2 separate regions of the Homo sapiens genome follow, and region 1 is linked to region 2. Evidence: read pairs that join two places in POLR2A ChIA-PET (ENCODE). Cell type or tissue: MCF 10A. All regions are shown on one strand. Links, peaks and the distances in the headings refer to the core of each region. The heading gives the core; the rest is flanking DNA. Region 1 overlaps VTI1A (vesicle transport through interaction with t-SNAREs 1A). Region 2 has its middle 14 kb from the start of ACSL5.

Evidence for each region. ChIA-PET counts read pairs that join two places held together with the same protein. Peaks named below come from ENCODE experiments on the same cell type or tissue, not always from the same donor. Only the 100,000 strongest peaks of a DNase experiment are listed, where the experiment ranks them.
Region 1: POLR2A ChIA-PET joins it to region 2 with 5 read pairs; 2 of 35 experiments call an interaction of 5 or more read pairs at or near these places.

What each region holds. Positions count from the first base shown.
Region 1 is chr10:112,490,493-112,501,857 of GRCh38, forward strand. All of the region lies in intron 3 of VTI1A (vesicle transport through interaction with t-SNAREs 1A), which reads left to right. Among named protein-coding and RNA genes, the nearest start is that of VTI1A, 49 kb to the left of the region's middle. In MCF 10A, for the core only: no CTCF peak of the experiment used is centred there; no DNase peak of the experiment used is centred there.
Region 2 is chr10:112,354,339-112,365,703 of GRCh38, forward strand. It overlaps the pseudogene GUCY2GP. Among named protein-coding and RNA genes, the nearest start is that of ACSL5, 14 kb to the right of the region's middle. In MCF 10A, for the core only: no CTCF peak of the experiment used is centred there; DNase peaks (open chromatin) are centred at 6,713, 7,743 and 8,693.

The DNA of each region.
Region 1 (11,365 bases), core at 2,539-7,538, 130 kb after region 2:
TTGTTGTGTAGGAGTTGTATTAAAATAACTCACTATATGTGTATTGTCATTAATGATATGCTCATTTTGATAATGGGGCTGCAGATTCTTAGTCTATAGTCCTTGGGGAGATGCTACAATTTTTTTTTTTTTTTTTAAACTAAGTATTGTTCTGGCTCCTTTCCTTGATTGGCCCAGAAATAGCAATCAGCTGGGGAGCAGGATGACATGCCTCTTAGCGATCCCTTTGATCTTTGAGATGAGTATCAACATTGTATGCTTCCTAATGGAAGTGTAATTTAATGAAATCTATTGGGTAAACATACTTCAGATGTTCAAAGGAGGTGACAAAATTTTTGCTGGCAGCCGGGACCTGGCTGCTTTCCAGCTTGCCTCTAGCTGCTATGCATATAGCATTGAGAAAGGCACTTAAAATAGGAACACAAAGTATTATTTTCATTGTGTTTCAACCCCCCTGCCCACCCTCCCCTACCAATTTCTTTCCCTTAAGTTTATTTCTGTGGTGTTTCTGCAAGTGCTCTTTGACATACCACCTTTCCCCAGTATAAAGTGGAATGTGAGATCTGATCTTTTTATATTTTCCTTGGTTTATTTCATGACAAGAGTAGAACATTCGATGTATGGCACCAAACTCAGGAGAAGTTGTAGGCAGGAGACTTACATCAAAATCCTAGAGGGAAAAAATGTACTCTAAAAAAAGGACATATTTCAGTACCAGTTGATTAAATTAAACATTCTATTTTGAGAGGAGATGATAGAGCATTTTTGTTTTAACAATCCTTGGAAAAGTGTAATGGAAATAAGCATAGACAGCAGGAGTCAGGGGACCTGACTAATCTCAGTGAAGTTACTTTCTAGCTGAGTCATGTAAGGCCAGTTACTTTCTCTCTCTGGACCTCAGTTTCCTTATCTGTAAGATGAAGAGATTGTATCAAGTGGTTCTAAAGGTCATTTTCAGCTCTGAGATGTGATTCTTTTTAAGACTGAAGATCAGCACTGTTCAATAGAAGTGTTATGGCAGCCACATATGTAACTTTAAGTTTTCTAGTAACCACATCAAAAAATGCAGAACAAAAGAGGCGAAATTGATTTTAGTAATATATTTTCTTTAATCTAATAGCTCCAAACAAAATATTACCGTTTCAAAATGTAATAAATATTAAAAATTTTAATGAGATATTTTACATTCTTTTTTTCTTGTCTTCAGAGTCCAATATATGTTTTACACCTACAGTAGATTTCAGTTCTGACTATCCATATTTCAAGGGCTCAGTCATCACATGTGGATGGTAACTACTGCACCACATTATACAGCAGCTCTAGGTGCTACAATGCAACTATGCCAAACCACTTTTCCAGGAGCCTGTTGGGCATAAAAATAAAGGTTCCTAAGCCTCCGCCTCTTCCCTCAGCCAGTGGTTCTCAATTTTGGCAGCACATTAGAATCACCTGCAGAGCTTTAGAAACTACTGATGCCTGGATCCCCTGCCAGAGATTTTAGTTTAGTTGGTCTAGGTGTAGCCAGGACCCAGGGATTGTTTTAAAAAGCTCCCCAGGTGATTCCAATGTTCGATCAAGGTTGGGCACTGCCTCCCTAGACATAATGTTCTTAAAAGGCAGCTGTGTCTTATTCCACAGACTTCCCATTGCTAACGAAGATTCTGTCGTCTCCAATCTCCCCTTTTCCACCCCACTTTCTTGTCAATAAGGGGTATATAGAATCTTTAGATCAGTCCCAAAATGTTGTCACTCAGTAAACCATAAACTGAGGGACTAATAGATATTTGTGGACACTCTGAAGTGTTTTCAGAAAAATAACAACAAGAAACATCATATAAGGTACAAGGGGAGCCTTTGATATTAGCCCTAAGGGTCTTTTACACTCAGAAATTCTGCGCGGTATATCATTGCAATTGCCGCAGTCAGTAGTACTGTTTTGATATTATAACAGATTTATTTGTTAGATAAAAGCTATTTCTCCTATAGACCAGCTACTTCTTATAAAAAAACAAATTGGCCAGGCACAGTGACTCATGCCTGTAATCCCAACTTTGGGAGACCCAGGCAGGCAGATCATGAGGTCAAGAGATTGAGACCATCCTGGCCAACATGGTGAGACCCTGTCTCTACAAAAAAATACAAAAATTAGCTGGGCATGGTGGAGAATGCCTGTAATCCCAGTTACTTGGGAGGCTGAGCTAGGAGAATCGCTTGAACCTGGGAGGCAAAGGTTGTAGTGAGCCAAGACCACGCCACTGCACTCCAGCCTGGCAACAGTCTCAAAAAAAAAAAAAGCAAAAAAAAAATTGATTGAGTTATAATTCACATAGCATAACATTTTCCATTATAAATATACAATTCAGTGATTTTTTTAGGATATTTATACAGTTGTTCAAACATAACCGTAATCGAGTTTTATGACACTTCTTAGAGGCTCCCTCACGATCATGTGCAGTCCGTCCTCATTCGTACTCCCATTCCATGTGACCACTGACCTGCTTTCCTGCTTCCTCTTTCCATAGTTTTGCCTTTTCTAGAAATTTTATATTAATTTGTTGAATAGAATCTGGATAAATCAATATGGGAGAAATTGCTATCTTAAAAATACTACATCTTCCAATCCATTTAGTTAGATTTTCTTTAATTTCTTTTAGCAATGTTTTGTAGTTTTCAGTATACAGGTCTTGTACCTCTTTTGTGAAATTTATTTCTAAATATTTTCTCTTTAATTGTGTCGTGAATTATGTTTTTTCTTTCCTTTTTCATTTTTTCATTGTTAGTACATGGAAATACAATTGATTTTTGTATATTCATCTTGTATCCTGCAACCTTGCTGAACCCTTTTAATATTTCAAGTAGTTTTCTTTGTTGATTCTTCTGGATTTTCTACATAAAATATCATGTCATCTGTGAATAAAGACAATTTTACTTCTTTCCAATGTGTATACCTTTAATTTTAAAATTTTCTTTATTTTTTATTTTTCCCTTTTTCCACTGGCTACACACTGATATAATACTGAATAAGAATGCTAAGAATGGATTTCTTTGCTTTCATCCAATTTTAGGGGGAAGTATTCTGATTTTCACTATTAGAATGATGTTAGCTACAGGTATTTTGTAAATGCCCTTTATCTGGTTGAGGAATTTCCCTTTTATTCTGAGTTTGTTTTGAGTCTATATTATAAATAGGTGTTGGATTTCATCAAATTCTATTTCATTCTGTTGAGATGGTCATGTTGTTTTTGCCCTTTATTGTGTTAATATATATTGCATTAATTGATTTTTAGATGTAAAACCAGCCTCGTATTCGTAGGATAAATTTTACTTTGTAATAGTGTATAACCCTCCTTATATGTTGCTGTTTGGTTTACTTATATTGTGTTAAGGATTTTTACATCTCTGTTTACCAGGGATACTGGTCTGGAGTTTTCCTGTCGTATCTTTATCTGACATTTGCATCACGGTAATGCTAGTCTCATAGAACAAGTTAGGAAGTGTTTCTTCCTCTGTTTTCTAAATGATGATTTTGTGTAGGGTTGTTTATTTCTTCCTTAAATGTTTGATAGAAAATTCATCAGTGAAGCCACTTGAGTCTGAGCTTTCTGTGTGAAAAGATTGTTTTACTAATTTAATTTTGTTACTTCTTATATTCTATTATCTTTTGAGTCTATTTTTATAATTTATAGATTTCTAGCAATTTGTGCCCTTCATCTAAGTTCTCTGATTTATTGACAATAAATTCTTCATAATATTTGTTTATAATCTTTTTTATTTCTGTAGTGTCTGTAACAAATGTCTCCTCTTCTGTTCATGGTTTTGTAATTTTTGTGTCTTAAAAACAACTTTTGGTTTCTTTTATTTTATTATTTATCTGTTTTCTGTTTTGTTGATTTTGACTCTGATTTTTATTTCCTTTTTCTACCTACTCCAGGTTTCATTTGCTCTTCTTTTTCTAGCTTCTTTTCTAGAAGTGAGATTGATTTTAGACTTCCCTTCCCCTGCCCTCCTTTCCTCTTCCTTTCCTCCTTCTTTCCTCCTCCTTTCCTCGCTCCGTTGCCAAGGCTGGAATGCAGTGGCGCCATCTCAGCTCACTGCAACCTCCGCCTCCCAGGTTCAAGTGATTCTCCTGCCTCAGCCTCCCGAGTAGCTGGGATTACAGGTGCATGCCACAACACCCAGCTAATTTTTGTATTTTTAATAGAGACAGTGTTTCACCATGTTGGCCAGGACAGGATGGTCTTGAACTCCTGAACTCAAGTGATACACCTGCCTCAGCCTCCCAAGGTGCTGGGATTACAGGCATGAGCCACCGCACCCAGCCAGATCTTTCTTTCTTTCTTAAGACAAGTGTTTAAAGCTCTAAATTTTCCCCTACCAGCTAGCTGCTTTTAAAATTTAAACCTGTGGACATTTTCTATATTATTACCCAGATTAATGTTAATATTGGGCTATAATAAAATTTGAAAACAGGCTTGGGAAGCTAAGAATCGGAGCTTTTTTTCAGTAGTAACTCAAATGCTTTTAAGGTCTCAGTAATTGTTTAAGGTATATGAATGCAAAAACTGATGGAAATGTGTCTTTTTTGATTCATTGAAGAGGCCTGAATGTTTTACCACAGTATTTTTACTTTAGAAAAATTAGGTCAATAATAGGAATCACATGCCAATGGTCCGTTTCATTGATGGGAAGAATTCAGTAATGGTCTTTTTTTTTTTTTTTTTTTTTTTTAGTTAAAAAAAAATTTTCTCCATAAATTTTTATTTGAAAGCTTTCAAGCATATAGAAAAGTGAGAAGAAGTGTACAATTGCCCAGGTACCTGTACCTAAATTCAATAACTGCTAATGCTTTTTCCTCGTTTGCTTTCTCTCTAGGAGAGGGATTCTTTAATTCAATCTGTGAATGTTTCTCAAGAAGGAATTAAGGATAAAGTCCCAAGTTTCTATCTTGAATGACTAGGTGTTTCAAGAGATGGCACTACCTAATTAAGTTGGGAGAGACTAGGGGTGGGGCAAGTTGGTTTTATTTTGGTAGGGGAATAGTTGTTGTAGAATCAGTAATTCACTTTACGTGTTTTAAATTTGAGATACTTCAGATACATCCCAGTGGAGAAATTAAATAGCCAGTTTGAGTTCAGAAGAGAGTTAAATATCAAGTTTGATTTCAGAGGAGAAACTGAGTTAAACCAATTTTGACGTCAGCATATAGATATTATTTAAAGTTTCAGAAATAAATGAGGATACTTAGGGAGAGAAGAGAGTTCTCGACCAAGCTCGCAGGAATTGTATTTAGAGTTCAAGTAGAATTTAGAATTGTATTTAGAATTGTATTTAGAGTTCAATTCAATGACTTGAATTGAATTATGAAAAAAGCTTCTAATCAGGAAGATCATTTCTACAGAAGAGACTATTTCAAAAAAGAGGGCATTTTAACCAAGTTGAATGCTATTGAGAAGCTGAGTGAAATGAAGACATAAAAAAGTATCTATTAGATTGTCAGCATGATGGTCACCGTTAACCTTGACAAGAACCTGTAGGTTGAGTGGTAGGACCTAAGATTCAGCAAATCCCTTTAAAGCCTGACTTGGCCAGGTGCGATGGCTCACGCCTGTAATCCCAGCACTTTGGGAGGCCAGGCCTAAGTGGGAGGATCACTTGAGCCAAGAATTCAAGACCAGCATAGGCAAATGGGGAGACCCCCCCCCCCCCCCCGCCGTCTCTAAACAAAATAAAAATAAGTAAAGCCTGACATGATCATTTCTAACCATAGTTGTTGAAGTATTTACATATGAAGGTTGGGCCAGGTGCAGTGGCTCATGCCTGTAATCCCAGCACTTTGGGAGGCTGAGGCAGGCAGATCACTTGAGGTCAGGAGTTCAAGACCAGCCTGGCCAACATGGTGAAACTCTATCTCTACTAAAAATATGAAAAATTAGCCAGGCGTGGTGATGCGCACCTGTAGTCCCAGCTTCTCGGGAGGCTGAGACAGGAGAATCGCTTGAACCTGGGAGGCAGAGGTTGCAGTGAACCGAGATCGGGCCACTGCACTCCTGCCTGGGCAACAGAGCAAGACTCCATCTCAAAAAAAAAAAATTATACATGAAGATTATTTAAGGCAAAATTATTGCTTTATTAAACAAATTCAGTTTTAGGTTCATTTCACTTAAGCAGATATTTATCAGTAACTCATTCAAATACTCTTGATAATGTAGATGGTGACAATGGGCACTGCAATTTTTCAGTCAGTGTGAACCTGATATGCTGCTGACAAAGGACTGTTTCAGCTAAGAACACAAGTTTACTCTGAATGTATATGTGATCACAACCACTTAAAAGTATTTTTCAGCAGAGTTTTTTTTATACCTCTTTTCTTTCTAACCAATACAACTGCCAGTTGTACCAATGTTTAAAGTAAGTTGCCTTAAAAATAAAAAATAAACAAGCTAGCTATTCTTTCTTTGGCAATAGGGGGTAGAGGTAATGATGATAAAAGAAGGGAAACATATGAGGACATGTGACTAGATTGATTATTATAAAGTGATTTAGAGCTGGGTGCGGTGGCTTATGCCTGTAATCTCAGCACTTTGGGAGGCCGAGGCAGGCGGATCACCTGAGGCTAGGAGTTCAAGACCAGCTCGGCCAAAATGGTGAAACCTCATGTTTAATAAAATTACAAAAGTTAGCTGGGCGTGGTGGCAAGCACCTGTAATCCCAGGTACTCGGGAGGCTGAGGCAGGCGAATCACTTGAACCCAGGAGGTGGAGGTTGCAGTGAGCTGAGATCGTGCTACTGCACTCCAGCCTGGGTGACAGAGCTAGACTCCGTCTCAAAAAAAAAAAAATAATAATAATAAATAAAGTGATACAACTTTAGAAGCTTTGCCTGGTTTTAAGTTCTTGCTCTGATACTTATTTTCTTTCTGAACTTGGGCAAATTATTTAATGTCTGTGCTTCAGTTTTCCTATCTGTAAAATGGAAATAATGTCTGCCTCAAAGGATTATTGTGAAGAGTAAATTAACATACACACACACGTACTCACAGCTCTTAGAATAATGCCTGATCCATAGTAAGCTCAAAAGATATATTAGCTATTATTTTTGTCTGACACAAATTAGGTTTGTTTTTAACTAACTTGCTGAATTTCAGAGTAAAATATAATCTAAATTAGGCCAAACTTTCCAAGAGAGATGGTTCCTTTGGCTTGAGACTTTCCTCAGTTGTAAACCCACAAACCACACTTGGTTACTCAGTGTATTGAGTGACACCATTTAATTACTGATTCACCTTACTTTACCGTTATTGTATTATATTTTCCAGCTCTAGAAAACAGACCTGGATGAATATGTAAATAGGTTAAAGTTTATCTCTCATGTACAGTCTCACATAAACTAGTGCCAGTTTTACTTACGGGAAAGAATGAAAGATATTTGATTAACTTCTTCTAAAAGTTATAGTTCTTAAAATAAGAAATCATGCTGTTATTTTCAGCTGACTCCCCACTGTTTATATTAAATGGCATGAAATATTATAATAGATTACCCCTAAATAATTTTCATTATGATTCAGAATATTTGATGTTCTTTGGTATGACCTTTCTCCACTGGATTATGTCCTACATATAAATGCTTTCTCTCCAAGCATTCAGAATGCACTTGAGTTCTTATTTAAAACAAGTCTCTGTCAGCAGCCAGCCAGGTTTATACTGACTGAAGAATTGGTCTTTCTATTTTATTAGACCATAATCTGCATTTTCCTCATCCATAAGGGGATAAGGTTAAGTTATTCTTAAAGAGTCTCATAATTCTGAAGTGCTATTATTCTATGATTTATAAAATGTTAATATATATTTATACTTTATTCTGTGACAGCATTAAAGTTGGTTTATTTTGTTTGAAGTTGGATACTTTTCCTCTTACTTGATTTATCCACAGATTCCAAACACATGGTAAACTAATCTCCTCATCGCCGCCACCACCACCAAATGAGCTCAATGGGATTTCCTTACTTCTTAGAGTTCCTAGATACTTCTGTAAAATCTTCTTTCTTAAAAAAAAAATTTATAAAATGTGCTGTGACTATTTAGAGGAACAAAATGACCATAATTTGCAAATATATTTAAACTAGACAGAAAAGAAAAAAATAAAGATTGTGGGATACATTCATTGTAACTATTGATTTGCTATTTTTGAGTTTACTCATATGGGGCTCAAATGAAATAAAGATTGAGTGGACGCAGTTAGAGTTTTGACCACCATTTTTTTTTTGTTTGTTTGTTTATGTGACTTCCAAGGGTTATCATATTTAGATGAACAATTTTCTTAGAAATGCTGTTGCTTCAAGTGGTAGGTGCTCTATTCAGGTAGCCTGTCACTTTAATAAATGTCTTCCCTCCTAAGTGTCTCTACCTAAATTATTCTATTTTCACCACTGGGACTGAAATGTTTTCCAGTAGAGTTTTATCTAAACAGAAAGGGGGCGGGAGGGTTGGTACCATCAATCATTCATCTGCTAGATGTCAGCAAAGGCTTAAATGAAGAAATAACCAGGCTTTGGGAAAAGTTGCCTTATCTAGTCTGTATCCTGTACAAATATTTCAACATTAGGTAAGGGGAGATATGGCATTTAATAAGTATATATAAGGAAAAATTAGAGTATTTAACTTCTTTTTACATTGTATTGCTTGCAATACTATGATAGATATCATACCTCTGAAACTTTTTTGCTAAAGTCACACGTGACCCCTGTTTCTGAGGTCTTTCTCCAGCTTTTATCTTACTTGTCATCTATGTAGAACTTGATTCCCTCCCTCCTTCTTGAAACTAGCTTCCTTGATTCCATACTCTCTTGGTCTCTCCCTGGGTCTCTGTTCTGAATCTCCATTGGATTCTCTTTTTCTGCTTTCATCTTAATGTTTGCATTTTCATGTCATTGTTGTTTTGACTTGTCATCTCTTTATTTTCTCTGGTTAATTTTATGTATGCCCATGGCTTTCACCAATGTCTATAGATTAACGACTTCAAAATTATATCTCTAGCCTAGACTTTCACATTGCATTCTCCACCATTTTTTCAATTGTCCATTTCACATGTCCCAGTCCTACAGACATTAAACTACAGTCTTCCAACTTGAATTCATTAAACTTATTATCTTTTCTCCAAAACCTGTTCTTCTTCCTGCATTTCTTCTTCCCGCATTTATTATGCTGGTTAACGCATATGTTGGTTATTCTAATTAATGTGCCATCTACACAGTTACCCATATGAGAAACCTTGAAGACATTTCATACTTGTTTCTTTGCCTTACCCTCACCCCCACTACGTCTCATGGATTCCACCTCTAGAATATCTCTCCCTCCATCTTCACTGTTGCTCTCTAAATGAGGGCCACATGGTCACTCTCTTGACATGTCACTCTCTTGTTCTCTTGACGTTTAGGAACCAGCCTGAGACTTCTGTCTTCAGTCAAGTCCTCCTGTCTGTTTTCCACTTTGAGTTGAGAGGAAACTCCTGAAAAACGTAAAGCTGACTATATCAAATTATTGTTTTCATGACTTTACAGTACCTATAGGAGTTCATAAAGCCTCAGTCTACCAGTTAAATCTAGCTAAAAGACATGATATCCTTGGCCTTTTCAGTGTTTTTCATACATTGAAATTGGTTGCCAAGGCCGGGTGTGGTGACTCATGCCTGTAATCCCAGCACTTTGGGAGGCCAAGGTGGGCGGATCATGAGGTCAAGAGATCAAGACCATCCTAGCCAACATGGTGAGATCCCGTCTCTACTACAAATACAAAAATTAGCTGGGTGTGGAGGCTCGCGCCTGAAGTCACAGCAAGTCGGGAGGCTGAGGCAGGAGAATTGCTTGAACCCAGGAGGCAGAGGTTGCAGTCAGCCGAGATCGCACCACGGCACTCACTCCAGCCTGGCGACAGACTCCATCTCAAAAAAAGAAAAAAAAGAAAAGAAAAGAAAAAAAAAAGAAAATTGTTGCCAACATTAAAATATTGAGAGATATCACATGCATTCAAATTTCAGGTTTCTACAGAAATTCTGAGAGATCTGGAAAATTTGGAAATAGCTAAAGCTAAGTGGCTTTCCACTGGGAGGAACATATTTTGTCTGGGTCCCCACTGTCACCTGCCATTTCACCCACTTTTATTATTGGCCTCCCTCCTGTAGGCATCTGAGTTTGCTTCTCCTAGATCAATGTTGGACTCTTGATTATACCTTTTAAGGCCTCCTATGATGGACCTTTCCTTTCTACCTACCGTTTTCTCTTACAATTCTTTTCCTTTCACCCTTTGCCCATACATGCTAAAGCTCCACCGTTTAGAGTTGTGCCTCACATTTTAGGCCTCAGTTATTTTATACATGCTATGTCCTTATCCTGGAATGTTTCTCCTTTCCTTGTCTGCTTGACAAACTACTTAGCATGTAAGCCCCAGGTCAGGCTTCTTCTTTGTAAAGCTGTTCTTGACCTGATTCAACCAAGTTAGTTCCTTCCTTTATTTGACTGTATCAAAATAAACCTCCATTTTCTAGTATGTCAAGTTTACACTTACTGCAATTATTTGTCTTCATGCCTGCCTTTCCTGGTATCATCGAGGAGCTCACAGTTCAGGAACCTGTTTCATTACTAACACAATGTCTGGCATACACAGCTGCTCAATACATTGTTGTTAAATGAAGAAACAGATGGATGAATATAGAACCCTATATCTGTAGTCTTATTTAGATTTGTTATCTTTTTTGGTTTGAGTACAAGATGGTCAATAAAACTTCATGGCTTTATTAAATAATAAAATTTTCTCCCCAAAACTAGTGGTAATCCTTATTTTATGTCATCATAACATTTTCAGTTTTATAAGTGAAATTCCAATATTTCTGGTCTTTCATGGTAAGCTATTTTAGTAAATTTAAATCTTTCTGTTCTCTCTTAAGGTAAATTCTTTGTTAAAATTCTTAAAAGATATTTACAAAAAAATGAACAAAAAGAAAGAAATGAAAGAAGTAAGAAAGTAGATATTCTAAAATTCCACTTCTGATCAACATTTTACCTACTTTGATTTTTAAGAATGCTATATTAATAGTCATACTTTAAAAGGACTCTGTGTAATTTAGCTACTAATTGGAAGTAAAAACCTTTTTGCTACTCCCTCCCCAACCCCCCACCCCCACCTCCCGCCCTCAGAAATCTAAAACTTTTACACTAAAATTTTCATGTTTGCTTTTAAATTGAATAGTCAGATTGTTTTTGTTTGTTGGGGATAATTGAGCAACTTATTTTCTAAAATAATGCCTGAAATTAAAATGTAGCTCTTTCTTAAAAGGGATAATGCATGAGTTTATAACAGCACAGTTTGTATGT
Region 2 (11,365 bases), core at 4,084-9,083:
ACGAAAGCGAGCATCAATTGAGCACTTACTCTGTGCCGAGCACTCTAGGAGCTTACATGTGTCATTTCAACTTTCACAACATTTCTAGGTATTATTACCCCCTCTTTAAGATAAAACAGGAAGACACAGAGATGTAAGTTACATAGCTAGCAAATAGTGGAGCAGGGTTGGAAATTAGGTAATATGGTTCCATGGCCCACAGTCATAACTACTCATTCTCTCTTTCTTAATTTCTCCTTTATTCATTTTTCATTCATTTTAATTAGGGGCCTATCACATATAAAAATCTTTGGAGACCTTGCTCTTGAAGGAGCTCATGGTTTATTACAAGAACCAAGGTATATAAAAAATAGCTTTAAGATTAAATATATTCTTTAAGATGCATAGATAATAGATTTATAGGCATTTAGAGAAGTAAACAATTACTTTCGATTGGGGAATTAGGGATAAGGAGGGCAGAGGTGAAGGGATAAAGAAAGGCTCCATGACATTTGATATTAACTCTTAGACAAGTAACCCTTGAACAGATAGAAATGTGTCAGATGGGGAATTCCAGGAGAGAATGGGTCCAATTTAAATGTAAACTTAATTCTGCAGCTCCAGCTAATGATAGTTCTGCAACATTGTTGAGAGTAAGACCTGTGCTGCTCCTTCCTGTTCACCTTTTGCATCAACACTTTTCAGGCGACATGATACTGAAGGACACCAACAAAGTTCATCCCAACAACCAAACAAATACAAGTCATTCATTTCCCTCATTTTCTTGCTGTAGGTAAGGTAGGCTGCCATACTTGATTCTTTCTCATTGACTTGCATTATCACTGATTAATTTATTATATACGCCAAAGAAAAGCCTACTCAAACAATTGATAGTTTTCTATTTAAAACCAAGCATTTGTTTCTTCTTCTTCTTCTTTTATTTATTTATTTATTTATTTATTTATTTATTTTTTGAGACGGAGTCTTGCTGTGTCACCCAGGCTGGAGTGCAGTGGCACAATCTCGGCTCACTGCAAGCTCTGCCTCCGGGTTCACGCCATTCTCCTGCCTTAGCCTCCCGAGGAGCTGGGACTACAGGCATGCGCCACCATGCCCGGCTAATTTTTTTGTATTTTTTTTTAGTAGAGACGGGGTTTCACTGTGTTAGCCAGAATGGTCTCCATTTCCTGACCTCGTGATCCACCCTCCTTGGCCTCCCAAAGTGCTGGGATTACAGGCGTGAGCCACTGCGCCTGGCTGCATTTTTTTCTTCTTAATTTTCCTAAGCTTTGTAGCTTAGGAACATGAGAGTGAACTATAAGAGTCTATACACAATAGCATCAACTTCAGACAGTCAACAAGAGGAGGAAGAGGGTAGGTGAATAAACAATTATTGATTTGAAAGGCTTTCTGGCCATATGTGGTGGCTCACGCCTGTAATCCCAGCACTTTAGGAGGCCGAGACCAGTGGATCACCTGAGGTCAGGAGTTTGAGAGCAGCCCGGACAACATGATGAAACCCTGTCTCTATTAAAAATACAAAAATTAGCTGAGCATGGTGGGGCACTCCTGTAATCCCAGCTACTCGGGAGGCTGAGATGGAAGAATCGCTTAAACTTGGGAGGCAGAGGCTGCAGTGAGCCAAGATCATGCCACTGCACTCCAGCCTGGACAACAGAGCATTAAAAAAAAAAAGAAAGAAAGAAAGGCTTTCTTTAAAGAGAATGTTAACTCTTCTAATTACATAGACTAATTGCATCTCAAAAATGATATTCAAGATCTACACGGTTATTGTTATAATAATGTGATCCTTGTCAGGAGATTACTCAAATCTGTACCATCATCTTGAAGGCCACCCCTTCCAATGGAAACTTAAAGTTTCCAGAGGCTATATATACTCTACCTCAGCTGCTTCTGGGCATGCTGGTCCAAACAGGGCAGAAATCTGTTCGTTCTGGACCTGGTTGTTGAAAATAGCAAGAGACTCCTTGGTGCTGCAGGCTGAGTTGGTGTAAGTGGTGAAATTTCCAAGGTCCACTAGCTCTGAGTTGACCTTGTCCATGGCAATCTGGAGGCCTGCACCCAGCCTTTGCATGCTGAATGGATGGGAGATGTTCCAGGGGGTCTGGAAGCCTACGGTGAGTTTAGCAGCCTCAAGGCAAGTCACCAGCACACTGGCAAAGAGCATCAGAACTAGTGTTGGGTGCTCAGCATGACATTCAATCCCTGAACAGAGCCCAGACTCAATTGGGGCCTCAAGACATGGTTTGAGAGCCATGGATGGCATGTAACACCTGTGTCACTGCAGAACTGTGAGAGGCTCAGCCTCCTGATTACTCACGCCAGGAACTTACATGACAGTGTAGAGTTCCCCGAGGATCACAGCTTGCTTTCTATTCAGTGCCATTAATTAACCGAAACTCTCCCTTTTCTGAGTCTGTCTTAATACCATCTAGAAGCAGCAGCCTTGCAGAAGGAGGCCAAGGCAGCTAGTCAGCAGGGTCCTGGTGATTGATCCAGTGACATCCCTGACAAACTTCACATTCCTGGGCAAGTCACATGACCCCTCTGTCCCTCTCCACCGGTAAAATAAGAACCACAGAAATGACTCAAATGGAGTCAGATGGCCCGGGCTGGAATTCTGACTCCATCACACATTAGTTGAGTGACCTAGAACATATTACTTCCCCTTTCTATGCCTTAATCTCCTGCTCTGTAAAACAGGGATAAAACTGTAATAAGGTCTTCCGTGAAGTGATATGGTAAAGATTAAAAGAGATCATACAAGACTAGCCCTTGGCAAAATACCTGGGCAAAGAGAGCCAGTCCATCAGTATTAGATTTGACAATGGTGTTGATGATGATGATGATCCCAGTAATAGTGATAATAATTATCACTTCCTGATTCCATCTTCTAGGAAATTTTTATGAAATAAGTAAGCTTATGGCTATAAGGTTTACTGAAAGGTTGACACAGTCTGTATCCCTCACCCAGGCCTTTAGGGCGCTTGAGATTGGTTATTGATGCATGAAATACTAACCCTCCCTCTACACAGGTCAGGGCAAGGAGCTGGGGGCAGCTCTCAATTGTCTGAAATATCACAGGGATGACAGGACCCTTGAGAAGCCATTGCTACTGCCAAGTAAGATGGCCCAGCTATCAGCCAGGAAAATCCACATGAATATAAAGGGTTGAATTCCCACCTACTGTGGGCTTGCTTTCTGATTACTCTGGCAGGGAAGGGGCTGGCATCTCACGTTCATCTCAGTATTATGTGAGCACAGTCGACTCGCTATGAGTCTCAAGTCTTGATCTAAGGACCACCTACCTCAGTCTCTCCTGATGGTTAGAAATGAAGATTCCAGGGCTTCACTCCAGACCCTCTGAACCAGAATGTTTTGAGGTTGCTCTGGGAATCCATGTTTAACAGGTCCTCATATATCCCTAAGTACACTAAAGTATGAGAACCCCTGGCAGACTGAAGTGAGAAGAGGGAAAGAATAGCCAATAGCTATTCTCTACTTATCTTCCTTGAGGAGCAAGCCCCCAGGATGGAATTAAGGAGACTTAGCTTTGGCTATCTCAGAGGGCCATTTCTAAACCCATGGATTAGGGGAGTTGCTTTTCTCCAAACCAAATTCATCATAACTGCTTCTTCACTGACCTGCAGTTTCTCTGTCTCCTCTGCTAGGACGGCTTGGAGTCAATTTGCAAAATCATCTGAGTCCAAAAACTCACTGGAACCATAAGCAAAATCCCATGAATCATTTTTGGCTCAGATGCTTACATGATGTTGGACAAGTCAGTTAAATCTGTGCCTCAGTTTCCTGAAAGTCAAAATGAGCAGAGTAACACCCCTCCTGGAAGGATGCTATAAAGATACTGTGAGATTGCATGATTACTTAGAATGGTGCCTCACAATTATTAGGAATCAGTAAAGGAATTCTGTTAATAGATGTGTCATTGCACATGTCATGGTCTCAAAACTAGAACACTGGAAACAATATGTTATCTATGCACTTTTTGTTCCCTCCCCCACCTTCCATATGTATACTTTCTTTGATTTGTATTCCCACACTGGGTCATTTCTGATTCTTTGTGTTTACAGATTGTCTTTGTCCTGAGAATCTTTGAGCCAGGTGACTGTGTGTGTCTTTTTTGGATCCTAATATTCAGCACAGTATTAGGCCTCTAGACAAGCAAATTAATATTAATCATAACAAGTATAAGTATTTTGTATTCTTAAATGCTTACAAGTGAGCATGGTCAAAACCAGAAGAAAATACTGATGATGTTCAGTGTTGTTGGGAGTTTAAGAAACAGACATACACTGGCTGGTAGGAATGTTCATTAACAGCAGTTCTTCAATATGCACCAAACTTTAAGAATGTGTGCATATTGGACTCAAAACTCTAATTTGGGGGATTTATTACAAATAAATAAAATCATATGATCAGATTTAAACACAGTGTTATTTCTAACAGTCAAAATTTAGACACAAGCTTCATTGTCCAACAGAGAGACCAGGATAAATAACATGTAGTGAATTCATATGACTGAGTGGCATGCAATCACTAAAAATAATATTTTATATATGTAGAAATACATATAGATATATTATGTATATTTCTATATATATTATATATATATTTCTATATATTATTATATATATATTTCTATATATATATATATTCCTGGGGGCCCTGCTGAGTGATGACAGCAAATTTCTCTTCAGTTCGGGCTTACAGGTTCCTAATGGGAACATTCCTGAAGGTAGAGCACACCGTGTACTCACTATTCCAGAAATAAGAGCAAGTAAACGTGTCTGTGACCTGTCAGGGTGTGAACCGCAAACATAGATAAATATGTATCTATTTATCTATATAAATATGTATCTATATATATCTCTATACATATATATCTATATATAAATAGATATCTATCTATATATCTATATATAAATATATATATATTCTCTTAGAAAGATAGCCGCAGTGTATTGCTAACTGATGAAGCACATCATACAATAATATATATTAGTATTCCATTTTGTTTTTTTTTTCAAAAGGAAAGATTACATACAACAAACCACTAAAAGTGGCTCGCTCTGTGTCATAGGAATTAGGGGTGGTTTGTCCTTGCTTTGTTTATATTAATTTTCATTTTTTGTCTTAATCTCTTTGCAATAAGAAAGAAAAGTGAATATTTTAATTAAAAATAAACCCTACAGAATTGTACTTCTGAAGGATCAACACAGAAGGCTAAATTCATACTGCCTTAATCGCTCAGTTCAGGAGCACCCCACACTTACAGACACCTGGCTTACCTCCGTAGGCCCTAATTATTCTCTGCTGAGCTCAGCCCCTTCCATTTCTCCATTGCCCTCAGAGACAGAGATGCAGCGGTTCAGGTAATGGCCATTATGAGCTGGAAAAGCATTGCCATTGTTACTAGCCCAATTTGTGTGATGCCTTTGATTGGCTGGAATGGAAAGCCTGAGGTTAAAACCAGGTTGGGGGGCGGTGGGTGTTGTAAGGACTGTGGCTGCTGGAGGGGGCACACTGTCCTCTATTTTGCTCCCCAGCCCTCCTTCCTTCTAGGGGATTCTTAGGCCTAGAAGTTACCCTTATGATTAGGAGAGGCCATGCTATTTCATCGGATGGTGCTTTGGAACAGAAGTTGTCTGTGCGTGGCCAGCAGAGGTTCAAAGTGCAGCCCCCTCTGCCTGGGGTAACTCTTTAATTCCTTGCTACTTTGTCCCATCTCTGCTTCCTGAAGAGACTATTACCGAGGGAGGGTTCTTTCTGCCTGATTTGTGGCTTCCTCAATAGTGACCAGCCTAGTCTATAAACTAGATGCAAGGCCAGCTGTTCGGCGTCCTAGGTCAGATAAGATGAGCTGTATCCAGGATGGTGGGTTTTAGTAAAACCTCTAGCAACTTTCTAGCTCTCCTTCCTCCAGCTCCCTCTTTCTGCCTGCCTCCCTTCAATTTCTAAATCAGTGGCCTGATCAAGTTTAGGTGAAAAGTAAAGGTTTGGCATGTTTGGGCTCTACTTCTCCCCCAGGGAAAAGGTGAGAGGCAGAAAAAGGTGCTTGACCTAAGTGGAATGCAATGCGATGAGCCTGTGATCACACTGGGGGAGAGGCAAAGGGAGCACCTACCGGTGCATTCCTGGAAAAGGCTTCAGCAAGTCCGTAAGACTACCTGAGCGTCAGTTTCCTTATCTGTGAAATGGGAAAAAGGCAGAGGGCAGAGAGCTCTGACCTTACCAGCCTCCTGCCCTAAGATACTAGGCCTCTGGTGGATTCCTAACAAATGGAAGACAGTATTCCTGGGGGCCCTGCTGGGTGATGACAGCAAGGTTCTCTTCAGTTCGGGCTTACAGGTTCCTAACGGGGACATTCCTAAAGGTAGAGCACACCGCGTACTCACTATTCTAGAAATAAGAGCAAGTAAACATGGCTGTGACCTATCAGGGTGTGAACTGCAAACTTCCCCTTGTGTTCTCAGCTCTTACAAACAGCTATGGTGCCGGTTCTGAAGATGCAGCTTCTACTAAGCAAAAGTTTGAGGAGCCAGAGGAAAGCAGAGTTAAGATCAAACTGGAAGATCATGGCTCTTAGGGCTGCAACAAAACAAAATCCCCAGGATGCAAATCCTGTCAGTAATGATGCACACAGGCACCCACGACTCCTACAAAGCTGAGGATGAGGTGTGGCCTTGGCTGACTGACAAGAACGCTCTGGTCTTGTTTCTGAAAACGTTTGTGCCAAGAGAAGAAAATTCCTCCCTCCTGGAAGCCCTGCCTGTCTCCTCTGTGCTTCAGTCATCTGCTATTTATCCTGTGTGGCTGAAACAGACTTTCTCATACCTTTGTCCTAAAGGAATGAGTCTTTGACACCTGAACAAATTTGAGGCTTTAAGCAATACTTTAAACAACGAAGTGTTCTCCCAGATATCACTATAATCTCCGGGGTAGCAGGCTAGTCTGGCCTAAATGCCAGATTTCTGAATATTTATTTCACAGTCTCTGTTCCTACTATTTCGTAGTCTCTGCTCCTCCTCCTGCCCCCATTATGCCTTGGCATGAAGAGCAAAAACTTTCAGAGGTTGTGAGGAGGAGAAGCAACCACCTGCTCCAGGTACTCAGTATTCAAAGATACGGAATGACTAACAGTGATGCCATTAATTCCAAAGCCACTTTCCATAAAATTTTAGGTTTGCCAAGACACTTTTGCTGTCATAGTGTCCCAAACACTGAGCAAATAAAGAATGTGTCCTGGCCGGGAGCGGTGGCTCACGCCTGTAATCCCAGCACTTTGGGAAGCTGACGCAGGCAGATCACCTGAGGTCAGGAGTTTGAATCCAGCTTGGTCAACATGGTGAAACCACATCTCTACTAAAAACACAAAAATTAGCCAGGCATAGTGGCAGATGCCTGTAATCCCAGCTACTCAGGAGGCTGAGGCAGGAGAATCACTTGAAACCGGGAAGCAGAGGTTGCAGTGAGCAGAGATCATGCCAATGCACTCCAGCCTGGGCAACAGAGCAAGACTCCTCAAAAAAAAAAAAAAAAGAAAAAATATGTACTAATCCATCTTTCTCTGGTGATGACACACTCTTGACCCACAGAATGTTTCTCCATCTGTGTAAATTGGCGACCTTTGTGGCACTGGGCTTGGCATCTGGCAGCTTCTTTCTGGTGGATAGCCATACATCTAAAGTGAGACAGGATGTCCCTGACTCCTCCGCCCTCTCCAGTTTCTTGTCTGGAGAAACCAGGAGCCCTCCCACTTCCTGGCATTTCCTCTCTGCTCCTGGTAAAGGCTCTTGAGCCAAGCACGTGGTGTGTCTGTCCCCAGGCTGTGAGCCCAGGGAAAGAAAGCTTGCAAGGCAGAGGATAATATCCTTAAAGGCTTGAAAAGGAGGGAGGTGCTGACATCCCCCCAGAATACTGGTATTCCTATCTATGGCACAGGAACCCCGGCTTCTCCCACTACCTTCCTGTAGAAGGCAGTGTCGCAGAATGGCTGTAAGCACAGGTTTTGGAATGAGAAAAGCTGGCATGGACAAGTTATGTATTATCTGAACCCAATTTCCTCATTCGTAATTACTCTGACAACCTTTTGCAAGGATTAAATGAAGTAGTAAATGTAAAATACACAGCATAGTGCCTGGCATGTAACAATAGCCAGTAAGTGGTAGCAGTTTTATAATAAAGGTTTATTGCTCCAGGCAAAAGATCATAAAGTCTGTTGGATGGATTCTGTGTTGACCCTAAGGAACAAATTGCTGCTGCTGCAGAAACCAGAGGAACAGGTAAAAGATGTTGCTGGGACAGGTTTCTGAAGATGCCTGGATTTATAATTGCTAATATATACAGGCATATACATAGTTTTCAAGCATTACATGGGATGATGAAGCTCTGGCTGGTTTTTAGGGGGAAAAAAGTTCTCCCAGAACAATTACAACATGTTCATTGCTGCCACTGGGCAACACTACCTTTTGCTTATATTCTGTAGGCATTAAGTCAAAGGGCCTTTGGTTTCTTTGTCTTTTTTATTTTTTTTAGACTGAGTCTCACTCTGTCACCCAGGCTGGCGTGCAGTGGCGTGATCTTGGCTCACTGCAACCTCTGCCTTCCAGGTTCAAGCTATTCTCATGCCTCAGGCCAGGCTGGTCTCAAACTCCCGACCTCAAGTGACCCGCCAACCTTGGCCTCCTAAAATGCCGTGATTACTGGCGTGAGTCACCACGCCTGGCCAGGGCCTTTAGTTTCTAAATCAGCACTGTCCAAAAAAATAACACGAGTAACATATATTATTTAAAATTTTCTAGCACACACATTTAAAAAAGTAAAAATAGCAGTTAAGATTACTTATCAAGAGTATCCTAAATATTATAATTTCAACACATAATCAGTATTTTAAACATTGAGATTTTATGTTATTTTCTTTATACCACATCTGGAAAATTTGGTGTGTGTTTTATACTTAAACACCTCTCAATTTAGACTTGCCTCATTTCAACTGCTCAGTAGCCACGTGTAGTTAGTGGTTATAGTATTGAACAGTAAATTTTCACTCTGAGCCACCCTTTTAATCCCCTGGGAGATAGCGATGTTTCCTATGGGGTGTTGAAGGTTCTGGGAATTTCAACTTGACACCTCTCTCAGTGGCCTCAGTTCTGTCTATCTGATTCTTTAATGCTCTTTGGAAGCTCTTGCTGATAAAGGAACAAGCTGCCTACATCATGACACTGAGAATAATATTTATTCAGCATACTTAAAGCCTGAGATGGGGCCGGGCACGGTGTCTCACGCCCATAATCCCAGCACTTTGAGGGGCCGAGGCGGGCAGATCACCTGGTCAGGAGTTTGAGACTGGCCGGGCCAACATGGCGAAACCCCTTCCCTACTAAAAATACAAAAATTAGCCCGGTGTGGTGGCAGGTACCTGTAATCCCAGCTACTTGGGAGGCTCAGGTGGGAGAATCGCTTGGACCTGGAAGGCGGAAGTTGCGGTGAGCTGAGATCACACCACTGTACTCCTGCCTGGGCAACAGGGCGAGGCTCCACCTCAGGGGGATAAAAAAAAAAAAAAGGCTGAGATGGGGCTGTTCACGAGCACATCCCGAGGGTTGAGGGTGATCAGTGTCTACTGGCCCTTCCATGTGTCATGTGTCATGCCCCACCCATTGGAAAGCTCAAATCTAAGGCTGAAAGGCAATTTGCTTTGGGTGTGTGGTTCAAGAAAGGGGAGGGGTGCCTGGGGTTGGGGGAGCTTTTTATTGTAATCTGGGCAAACAACATTCTTGTCAGCCAAGTGCTCACACTTGGGTAACACTTTCTTCCCACGAAGAGTAAGCACGTGTTCTCAAGAGCATGCATGCCCAAGCAATTGATATCAGCAGCTACAGTTAAGAGAAAGAGTTGCTGCCATCGCTGAGCTGTGGGGTCAGCTTCTTCCTCATACCCTGTGATGTTCCCATGGTGCAGGGTTCACTACAGGGCCCAGAATGGAGCTGTGAGCCCTTGCCGCATAGCAGACGGCTAAGAAGAAAGAGCTAGGGGGTCGCACAGCTGGGACCCGTGGAGCATTGGCCCCTCCAGTGAAGTGAAGCAAGGCTCTGAGTTGGTAATGGGCTCTGCAGCAGGCAGGATGTCCAGGCTGCTAGGGACCCCTTCTCGAGGGGGCCGGACCCTTGGCATCCGGTCCACATGTCTGGTATTGGGTCTGGCTTCCTGTAGGGCAATGGGTCTTAGTTTTCTTTGAGAGACCAGTAAAAATTCTGAAAAGAAACGCATATATAAACACACCAGTTTGCTAGGGGGTCTTGGAACGGATGGTACGCAGTCACAGATATGTGCTTGGGCTCTAGACTCAAGACCACCTAAGCTCAAAATCTGACTCTGAGACTCAGCCAACTGTTAGCTGTGTACCTTGGAGGTTTAATTAGGCTACCCCCTAGCTCTTTCTTCTTAGCCGTCTGCTATGCAGCAAGGGCTCACAGCTCCATTCCGGGCCCTGTAGTGAACCCTGCACCATGGGAACTTCATGGGGCATGAGGAAGAAGCTGACCCCACAGCTCAGCGATGGCAGCAACTCTTTCTCTTAACTGTGTTACTTGGCCTCTCTTAGATTTTCCTCTCCTTCTAAATAGCAATAAAAACTTCCATAGGGCTGCTGTGTGATTAAATGCGATAGTACTTAAATGTAGTGTTGCCACCACGCGGTAGGAGCTCAGTGATGTTCGCCATCATGAAGGCCTTCAGAGAGGATCTGGCATGAAAAACTTGAATCACTGCCCTGTAAGTTGTACTTTGAGTGTCATTAGCCTTTTGAAATATCAGATAACCAGGGAAAGGGCGAACATGAATTTCTGTGGCTGATTATGACACCCTGGTTATGAGTTAAGGGACTTCGCTCCTTCCTTCTCATATCTCAGTACACAGATAAACTTCAGAGTCAACTCTGCCATGTGGGAAGCTAAAGGTCAGTGCAACACAGCTCTGTTTTTGCCCACTGCATGCCATCACAACCTCTGCCCTGCTATTCAGCTAACTCCAGGAAGGGACATCTCCCCTCTTTCTTTGTGATCCATCATTGTGAAGTTAACAAGAATAGATCCAGCCCATAGCTCTAGGTCTTTGCTTCTCTTGCCTGTTGAGTCATGTTGTTTGACTTGAAAAGGCTTGACGTAGAGGTCAAAACAGCCTAAGATCCTTCCTAAATAAGTGTTTCGCGTGCTTCACATGTCCCAGCTACTGCAGACATCATGAGCTTTCCCTTTTCTCTCTGGTCCTCACATTTCTTCTTTGCCCTCACCAAAAATGCTTATGGTAAGCATTATTTTGTGACTGTTCCATCATCTTAATCCAGTGA